Linked DNA regions of Homo sapiens: regions 1 and 3 are each linked to region 2. The links are chromatin contacts, found by Hi-C in ENCODE. All regions are on one chromosome and are shown on one strand. The core of a region is the stretch at or near the end of the contact, and the rest is flanking DNA. Distances in the headings are between cores, read along the strand shown. Region 1 overlaps SLC15A4 (solute carrier family 15 member 4). Region 2 holds the start of RAN (RAN, member RAS oncogene family). Region 3 holds the start of ZNF26 (zinc finger protein 26).

Region 1 (2,847 bases), core at 23-2,522, 2.1 Mb after region 2:
CAGCACCTTTTCTGATACGAAAAAGACAAGATAGATAGTAAGTTACTTTTAAAAATAAACATATTACTTGTGATCAATCATAATGGGTTTTTACAATTAATACCAGTAGGTGGCATCTTGAGTGTTGAACAGAACCACTCATAAAAGCTGAGTTTTGCTTTCTCCAGGTTTACGATGCCTTTAAATGGACCCAGCAAGCGAAGGTTTCTTCTTTCTTTTCCTTTGTAAAAATATTTTATCTACAGAAACAACCTTGTTACTTTTTCTTGTATAATCATGTGGCATTTGCTCTGGTCCGGTAGTACTTAGCCACTTTTAGGTTACAAATCCCCTTGAGAATCTGGTGAACGTTTAGGGACTTTTCTGCAGAAATTGCAGAATTCCCAGAGCCCTTCCATGAGTATAGGCCTGTGGAGTCCTAATGTAAAGCCCAGAACTCCAAGCCACCAATGTCCCATGGACACTTGTCACTGATGTTTTCTGGCTGTGGGTGCCACCTCCATGGCCAGCTCAGGGCTGCTTGCTCTGAGGAGGACATGTGGATTTGGGGCTGGTGTTTCATTCCCACCTTCTCCTGAAGATGAACAGCCCGAGGAATAAGATCCTCTTGTGGTACATGGGACAGACTTCCTTCAAAGAAAGACCAAAGTCCATAGTTCTGAAGACGAAGATTCTGGTTCTTGGTTTTTGTTTTATCTTTAAATGTGTCATAAAGGATTGGCTGGTCATTCTCGTTGCTTTCTAGTCATTTAATCCTCATTCTTAATTTAATTTCACATCTCAGAGTTGACCTTTCATTCATCATTTCTGTCTGACAGGTTGTTTGTGGACTTCCCCTGCATTGGTGCTCTCAGGGCGTGTGTGCTGGGGATGGGCCAGGATCTGTCTGTTGTTTTCAAGAATGGGAAATGTTTCATGAAGGAGGCGTGTTTGCCAGCAGCCCCCAGGCTGTGCCCCCTGGCTGCATGGCAGCCTCCTTGGTTCACACCAGTAAGGAGAGTTGGAGCTCATCTGTCGAGCAGCCCTTGGCGTCCTGGGTAGAGAAATAAAGGCTGTGACATGGGAAATCCACAGGAAGCCCGCTCCTCAGAGAGAGTTCTCCCTGAATTTGTGTGGCCTTGGAAGGAGCAGCAGCTCTCAGGCCAGGTTCCGGGGGTGTCTGTGCCACCCTTATCCCTGGCCCTACCTCACCATCTCGTGACCGACACAGGAAATAGCTTTCTGTAAAGTCACAGCACTGTGAAGGGAGAGTCCCCAGAGTTTTGTTACATTGTGTTTTTCTTACCGACCTCCCAGCAGGCTCCTTTTATTAGTGTTATTTAAGCTGGGGAGAACGTGCATACCATAGTAAAGGTCTCTAATCTTAAGCACAGCTTGCTGTGTTTGCAGTCTGGATCTCAGTGGAGGAACTTTTGGAAGCCCTCCTTGCCTCTCTCCTTAGTTTACTGCCCCCCTCAGAAGGTAAACCTGTTCTATTCCAGCGTTGGTCCCCACAGGTTACCCTCGCCTGTCCTGTGCTGGGCTGTGGCTGTCTCCTTTCACTTAGCACTTCTGTCTGTGAGCATCTCCCCTGTACTTCTGAGTACTGCTCCTTCGTACGAGCCGTCACGAGGCATTTATCCATGCTGTTGTCGGTGGGTGCCCAGATGTTGGCAGTGTGGGGCTGTTGTGAATACCTGCCCTGCCTGTGAGCCTGGGGGGCGGGTGCGCTCATTCCTTGGGGACCCAAGAGTCTGTCTTGTCAAATGTCAAAACCCTAGTGTTTGCCATCTTCCTGTGTAATTATCCTTCTGTCTGTGAAGAGGCCCAGGAATGCACGGCAGGTTTTCTCCCAGGCGACTTAGGCGTTTCCGAATACCCTGTGTAATGCCACCCTGAGACAGACCCTGACGAGGCGTGGTGTGTCTGCCTGCGGGCTTGGACCGCACCTCCACTCCCGCAGGGCCGCGCAGCCTTCAGTTCATGTGGCCTCAGCCTTCAGTTCACGTGGCCTGCCAGCTTTAGCTCGGGAAGTTTTCAGTGACTGGTACATTTGGGGAGACTCGTATTTCAAAATAGGCACATAAAATGATGTCGTTTATATTTTGATGACAACCTCGTCTCAGTAGCGTCAAATGCCAGTGTTGGGACAGCAGTGACAGCTAGTGCCAGGCTCCAGGAAGCTGGGGTTTGCATTTCCACTGAGTGCCCAGGACAGAGCCTGGTAGGTCGTAAGGGTTGAACGAATAGTGTAAAACATCTGTTGAAAAAATAAAGCTTTAGTCTGGTAGAATTCAGGGTATTAGCAGCTGTCTTTCTAAATCAGTAGACACAGGAAATGATCTTCTTTAATTGGTGTGAATGAGCACTCTTTAAAAATGTGTGAGATCTCACCATACAGATGTGTGGGTTTTTTTTTTTTTTTTTTTTTTTTTTTTTGAGATGGAGTTTCACGTTTGTTGCCCGGGCTGGAGTGCAGTGGTACCATCTTGGCTCACTGCAGCCTTTCACCTCCCGGGTTCAAGTGACAATTCTCTGGCCTCAGCCTCCCAAGCAGCTGAGATTACAGGCGCCAGCCACCACGCCTGGCTAATTATTTGTATTTTTAGTAGAGACGGGGTTTCATCGTGTTGGCCAGGCTGATTCTGAATTCCTGACCTCAGTTGATCACCCACCTTGGCCTCCCAAAGTGCTGGGATTACAGTCATAAGCCACTGCGCCTGGCCCAGACGTGTATTATATTGTGTTTATTTGATAAATGCACTGTTGAACATGCAGTATATGTTCAGATAGAAAAAGGAAGTGCCAGAATAACCCAGCTTTAAAAAGGTCTTCAGAAGAAAGGAAGTCTCACTTTTTAAAATAAAC
Region 2 (3,055 bases), core at 115-2,614:
AAGTTTCCAAATACTGAAACTGCTGTTAACAGCCTATTATTGTTTTAAATATGACTTATAAGTCCCAGTGTAAGTCATAGTTTTTTCTAAAGCATGCCTAGCATGACACAGCATGCAAATGACACAACTTTAATAAAATTTTCTCTGCCACCAAAATGGTGGTCAACTCCCCGAAGTCCACTTGTCTTTTTTTAACCCAAAAATGACACTATTTGTTGGAACAGACCTGATTTTCTATAACCTTGAAGACTGAAGTACACAAAACCTCTCAAAAACCGTTCAGCAAGTTACAAATGCCTACCTTGGATATAATAGCCATCTCTCAGTCCACCGAATTTCTCCTGGCCGGCTGTGTCCCATACATTGAACTTAATAGGTCCTCTGTTGGTGTGGAACACTAGGGGATGAACCTCAACACCCAAGGTGGCTGAAACGGAAACGATGCGATTGAGTGGATGAACTTACCCATTTCTCACATATTTCCACAAGCAAGGTTTTCCAGCACATACCTACATACTTCTTCTCAAATTCACCAGTCAAATGACGTTTCACGAAGGTCGTTTTTCCAGTACCACCATCACCAACCAATACAAGCTGTTGAAAAACACATTTTGGAAGTAAACCCTAAACACTTCACCTCTCAAGATCCCAGAGTCACGGAACTTTAACCACCACAGGCTCACTTAAAACAAAGAATGTGGATGCGGGGCCCCATTACAGCCATCGTGGCCCCAGGAGGAGGGACCCGCGAGTCGCACGCGGTCGGGCTCGGCCGCCTCCCGCCCCGCAGGGTTACCTACTTTGAACTGGACCTGGGGCTCTCCCTGCGCAGCCATCGCGGCGTTCCTGCGGAGGCAGAGGACGGAGGCGAGCGCTCGCGCGGCCCCGCAGCCCATGGCGGCCCCGCTCCCGCGCCCCCAGCGCCCCACGTGCCCGCCCCACAAAGGCCTCCCGCCCGCGGCGCCATGGCGGCCAGGCCTGGGAGCGGGAAGGCGGCGGGCGGGGCCGGCATCCGGGGCGGCGGGGCCCGGGGAACGGCGGCCGGAGGTGTAGGGATGGGAACGGGACTGGGACCGGGACGGGGATGAGAGCGGAGGATGAAACGGGGGTTCGCGGGGGCTAGCGCCGACCCCACGCCCGTCTCCTGCCCCGGCCCGGCCGGGCCCGCACCACCCACCTACTCAGCCGCCCGCTGCCCCTGGGTCCGCCACCCGCCCCGGCCCTGGCCCCGGCTCCGACCCCTATCCCGCCGCCGCCACCCCTGTCCCCGCCCGGCCGTGCCGGGCCCGCCGGGTCGCGATACCTTCCAGAAGCGTCTCCGCGCCCGTCCGACTGAGGCTGGAAAGATGGCGGAAGCGCAATTCAAACGCCGGAGACGCAGCCGACGCCGGCGCGAGAGCAGGGGCGGGGCCGGCGCGGGGCGGGGTTGCAAGGGGCGGGGCAACGGCGCGGCGCCCGCCCACGTGGCCCGCGCGTGCGCGCACGCACGCAACGCGGTTCGGTCGGCCGCTCGGGCGGTCGCTGCGCTTAGGGTGGGGCGGGAGGCGCGGTGGACCGCGTGGGAGGGCGAGCCGGGAGCGCGTACGCAAGCCGGCCGGTGGGGACCGCGTGCGCCGACGCCCCGGGCGGGCTCCCGGGCGCGCATGCGCTGAAAGCGAGGCGGCGCGCCCCTGAGCGGGAGACGTTGGGCGCGGCCCGACGGTCGCGGCTCTCCTGCCTCCCGGGTGGGAGGCGGTACTCGCTCGGGCAGACGTGGTCAGGCACGCGGCTTCCAGGCGCTGGCCAGCCTGTCCTTGTCTGTGCCCCGTGGGGTGGGGGTTCTTGAGGTCCTGGGGCTTAGGGTGGCTCGCGTGCGCGCAGGACGGGTGGGTGACAGAACGAATGAATGAATGAATGGGGTCTAGGCCCGTCCTCCAGAGGCAGCCCGCTGTTCTGTCTCTCCAGATCGTAGCCTTCACGCCCCCAGGACCAGGGCCAGTTGGAGAGCGAGGAACCAGAGAGGGATGCACCCACCCAGAAAAACGGCTACTTATTTTTTTTAAGAGACGGAGTCTCGCTACGTTGCCCAGGCTGGTCTCGAACTCTCAGGCTCGGGCGATCCTCCCGCCTCAGCCTCCCGAGTAGCTGGGACTACAGGCGCGCACCACATCAGGGGTAATTTTTTAAAAATTTTTTTGAGAGACAGAATCTAACTATGTCTCCCAGGCTGGCCTCAGGGGATCCACCCGCCTCGGCCTCCCAAAGCGTCCGGCTTCTCAAAGCGTTTCATAGGTTGGCAGCTTTGGCCGCTGCATGCTACAGACAAAATGATGAAATACTGTTTGCAGTCTGGACGCGTCTACCAGCCCTAGTTACCAACGGGGACGGAATGAGTAAGTGCTCAGCTTCCCAGCCCCCTGTTGGCCTGAAGCTGTAAGAGCCCAAACAAGCTTGAGCTAGAGGGACCCGACTTCCTGGGCGCCCCTGCCGACATGCAGACAGATAAAGGCCCAAATCAGCGCAGTCAAGCGCCTCAGAAGAGTCCACCATGGGGAGAGAGCCGCAGTGACCGAAGAGTCCTCCCTGCAGTCCTGAGCACACTTGCAGGCGAGTCCGCTAGGAACCCCAGTGACGCAAATTAGGCACAAAGCAGGCGACAACCGGCCTGCTGGGAACGCAAGTCCGAGCTCCCCCAGAACCCTCAGGGGAACCCCAAGCACCTCTCAGACGCTGCTGGCGGGAGAGCAGAATCTAACAGTAAAACGGGAATGCCCATTGCTTGTGACCCCGGATTTCCATTTCTAGGGAGAGGCCCCAGAGTTAAACTCATGCCTCACGCATGTGCACAACATTTAATACTGTATAACATTTAAAAGGAATGACGGTCATCTGTTTCAACAGGGTTAGATAGATGTCAAAAGGATAGTGTTGAGAAAAGAAGAAAGAGGTGATAACAGCTTTATAAAGTCTAGGCCACCTGTAATCCCAGCACTTTGGGAGTCCGAGGTAGGAGGATCCCTTAAACCCAGGAGTTACAGGCTGCAATGGGCAATGATCTCACCATTGCACTCCAGCC
Region 3 (3,216 bases), core at 222-2,721, 2.1 Mb before region 2:
TCTCGTTTCTTTAGCACAACAGCCTTTCTCCACCGTGTGTCCTTTCCTTTCATTAACCTGAGTCCTCACCTCGGTCCTCTTGAGGGTTCCAGTTGGTCACACTCTGAGCTTCCACGAATACAATAAGGTGTCTTTATGTATTTCCAGTTTAGACCTCCCATGTGAGTTACAGGCTGAAATACAGGCATTGGATATTCAACACCTGCGAAAGTCATTCCCAGGGTCCCTCTTCCAATAGCATTCCTAGTCTCCGGCTGTATAGCTCAATGGTAGAGCACCACATCCGGCAACGTCGTCAACACCACTCACCGAGGGCAAAGGATTTGGCAATCAAATCACTTGTAAAGACTCCCCTCTGGTTCACTCCATCAATAATTCATAAAGTCCCGATGATCCACTGGCCCGCCCCTTACCTTTCGGACTCTCGAGCTCCGCTCCTAGCCTTTTCTCCCTATTCATTCACCTGTAATTGCGTCCATAGTTCACTAGACTACCCTCTCCACCAAACCAAAGCTCCTCTAAAATTAGGAACATACATAATTTATCTCTGCATTGCCAGCACCAGCCTTAGAGTCCAGCAGACAAAAGGACACTCCATAAACAAGCATTTGGCCAAACGAAAAAGGAGGAACTGATCATTTCTCCAGCTAAGTTCTAAGGGTCTCCATAAGACAACTTTGTGTAGAAAACATGAAATGATGGAGGATCCTCAGACTTCAGGGCCCGCAGCTGGCCATGAAGTGCAGTATAACTGCCCGTCACAGAATACCACAGGCACGTTTCTGCAGGGCCAGAGCTTGGGCGAGCTTCAGAGGCGCTTTGGTTTGGTGGGGAGGGTAGTCTAGTAAACTACGCACACAATTACAGCTGAATGTGAGTTCAGTTCCCGGAGTAACCCTGAAGAGATTAACGTGGCCACCCTCAGTATCCAGTCGAATTTTAAACACGGAAAGTCTCTACTTACCCAGCACGAAGCTGTCCGGAAACTGGTGGCCATCCCCACGCCCACGTTCGCGCGCTGCCTGCGGGGGCAGGACCCGCGGGCTGCGGAGAGACCGTGAGGGATGCGTCCGCCCGAAGACAGGTGCGGGACCAGGGCCCCAGGCTCCTGACCGTCCCGGGGCCGAGTCGTTGGCAGGGACGCCGGCTCCTCAGCTCTCGCCCAACACAGACCGCGCGTGACTAGACAACCTCCCGGTCTGGGTACCAGGAGTCGCACGGATGGATTTGTGCCTTTCCGTGGCCCTGACTCGGGAGAGCAGGAGGCTGATCTGGCCCCGTCCACGCCCCGGACCGACGGAAGTGTTTAGCTGGTCAAGTCTCTGGTCTGCCCAGGATAATCCGAGCCGCTTAGCTCCGCGCCTCCGCGGCCACAGAGACTCAGCCAGGTACACCCGCTGGCCAGATTCCGGTCCACTGAGTCTAAGCCGGAAACAGCCCTGCACGCGCGCACCCGACTAAGGCCGGGAGTGCGGCGCATGCGGAAGTGCGTCCTGCGTCGATGCGCCAGGACGCGAAGGCGCCGGAAAAACTACATCTCCCACAATCCTCGGAGAAGGCTCCCTCGTTACAGGCCTGGCTTCCAGCTGCCGCGGATCTAGAGAGGGGCACAGCCTGACGGGAAAGGAAGGCTGGGAGGGGGCTCCGCCAGCGGCACCTGGTTCACCCTCCCACGGCTGCGCCAGGTTCAGTACCATCCTCGGAGCCTGGACGCCCAGTTTCCCAGGGCCTGTAGAACTGACTCAGAGTCCGACCCCAGCAGAGACGCAGGCGTGCTGAGGTTTTGATATCAAACAAGATAGGGTTCAGACCAGAAGGCACAGCAAAAAAGGACGCTTTGTAAAGCTAAAAGCTGCAGTTCATAGGGTTAAATAACAGTTTTGAATATCAGTGCACCAAATAATACAGTAACCAACTTCATAAAGGAGAAACTATAGTAGATGTGAAAAACAAATAAATAGAACCACACCAGTAATGAAACTGCCTTTGCAAAAATTATATCAGTGAGAAAATTATAGCAGTGGGGGAGGTCTAATCTAACCAAACCCCCAACTCTGCGCGCCTTTGGCTGTCAAGATGCCTTCATTATTCCTGGGCTTAGGCCAAGCTAACTTTGGAAGACATTTAGGTTATAGTTCAAATGATAGCCCTTTTCCAAAACCCAACTGCCTTTGTAAAACCTATGAGAGACCACCAAGCTAGCGGGAGGAGAGGAGCCTGAATTCTGCTAAGATGTGGATTGGTCACAAGACACGCAACTTCCCCAGTTACTCCTACAGATAACACCACTATTGTAGATTGGCCTTTTGAGATTTAAAAATGTGCAAAATGGCCAGGCACGATGGCTCACGTCTGTAATCCCAGCATTTTGGAGGGCTGAGGTGGGTGGATCGCATGAGCCCAGGAGTTGGAGACTAGCCTGGGCAACATGGTGAAACCTCGTCTCTACAAAACATATCAAAAGTAAGCCGGATGTGGTGGCATGCATCTGTAGTCTCAGCTACTTGGGGGGCTAAGGCAGCAGAATTGCTTGAGCCCGTGAGGTGGAGGTTGCAGTGAGCCGAGATTGCACCATTGCACTCCAGCCTCGATGACAGGAGTGAAACCCTGTCTCAAAAAAAAAAAAAAAAAAAAAGTGCCAAACATCTGAATAGACATTTCTCAAAAGAAGACATACAAATGGCAAACAGGTATATGAAAAGGTACACAATATAATTGATCATCAGAGAAATGCAAATCAAAACTACAACGAGATATTATCTCACCCCAGTTAAAATGGCTTTTATCCAAAAGACAAGCAATAATAAATGCTGGTGAGGATATGGGGAAAAGGGAACCCTGGTACATTCTTGGTGGGAATGTAAATTAGTACAACCACTATGGAGAACAGTTTGGAGGTTCCTCAAAAAAATAAAAATAGAGCTACCATACAATGCAGCTATCCCACTCCTAGGTATATACCCGAAAGAAAGAAAATCAGTATATCCAAGAGCTGTCTGCACTCCCTTGTTGACTGCAGCACTATTCACAATAGCCAAGATTTGGAAGTAACCGAAGTGTCAATCAACAGGTTAATGAATAAAGAAAATGTGGTACATATACACAATGGAGTACTAGGAAGCCATAAAAAAGAATGAGATCCTGTCATTTGCAACAACATGGATGGAACTGGAGATCATTATATTAAGTGAAATAAGCGAGGCAGAGAAGACAAAC

Evidence for each region. Hi-C counts contacts between places; a loop is a spot of excess contacts on that map. Pooled maps may share reads with other maps.
Region 1: a loop to region 2 is called in a pooled map, with 5 times the contacts of the local background. The contact joins the enhancer-like site here to the promoter of RAN in region 2. A Hi-C loop is called at or near these places in 2 of 37 single-sample maps with no recorded cell type and 3 of 50 pooled maps.
Region 3: a loop to region 2 is called in a map of B cell, with 14 times the contacts of the local background. The contact joins the promoter of ZNF26 here to the promoter of RAN in region 2. A Hi-C loop is called at or near these places in 1 of 168 maps with a recorded cell type or tissue (B cell) and 9 of 50 pooled maps.

The regions. Positions count from the first base shown.
Region 1 is chr12:128,796,001-128,798,847 of GRCh38, reverse strand. The region is part of intron 7 of SLC15A4 (solute carrier family 15 member 4); the gene reads left to right. Among named protein-coding and RNA genes, the nearest start is that of SLC15A4, 27 kb to the left of the region's middle. RefSeq lists enhancers at 1,050-1,344, 1,338-1,567, 485-1,684. Within about 2 kb of position 1,272, at least 13 of the 41 ENCODE cell types and tissues checked have a DNase peak (open chromatin) inside an H3K27ac peak, as active enhancers do.
Region 2 is chr12:130,870,375-130,873,429 of GRCh38, reverse strand. RAN (RAN, member RAS oncogene family) reads right to left here and starts at 1,364. Exons shown (of 7, transcript NM_006325.5): 1 at 1,304-1,364; 2 at 801-846; 3 at 510-594; 4 at 302-427. The coding sequence starts at 836. RefSeq lists silencers at 850-1,059, 1,110-1,249, 1,320-1,779 and enhancers at 801-1,562, 2,060-2,139, 1,563-2,324.
Region 3 is chr12:132,984,622-132,987,837 of GRCh38, reverse strand. It overlaps ZNF26 (zinc finger protein 26), which reads right to left and starts at 1,471. Exons shown (of 4, transcript NM_019591.4): 1 at 965-1,471. The coding sequence starts at 997. RefSeq lists enhancers at 851-900, 626-1,125, 1,381-1,850.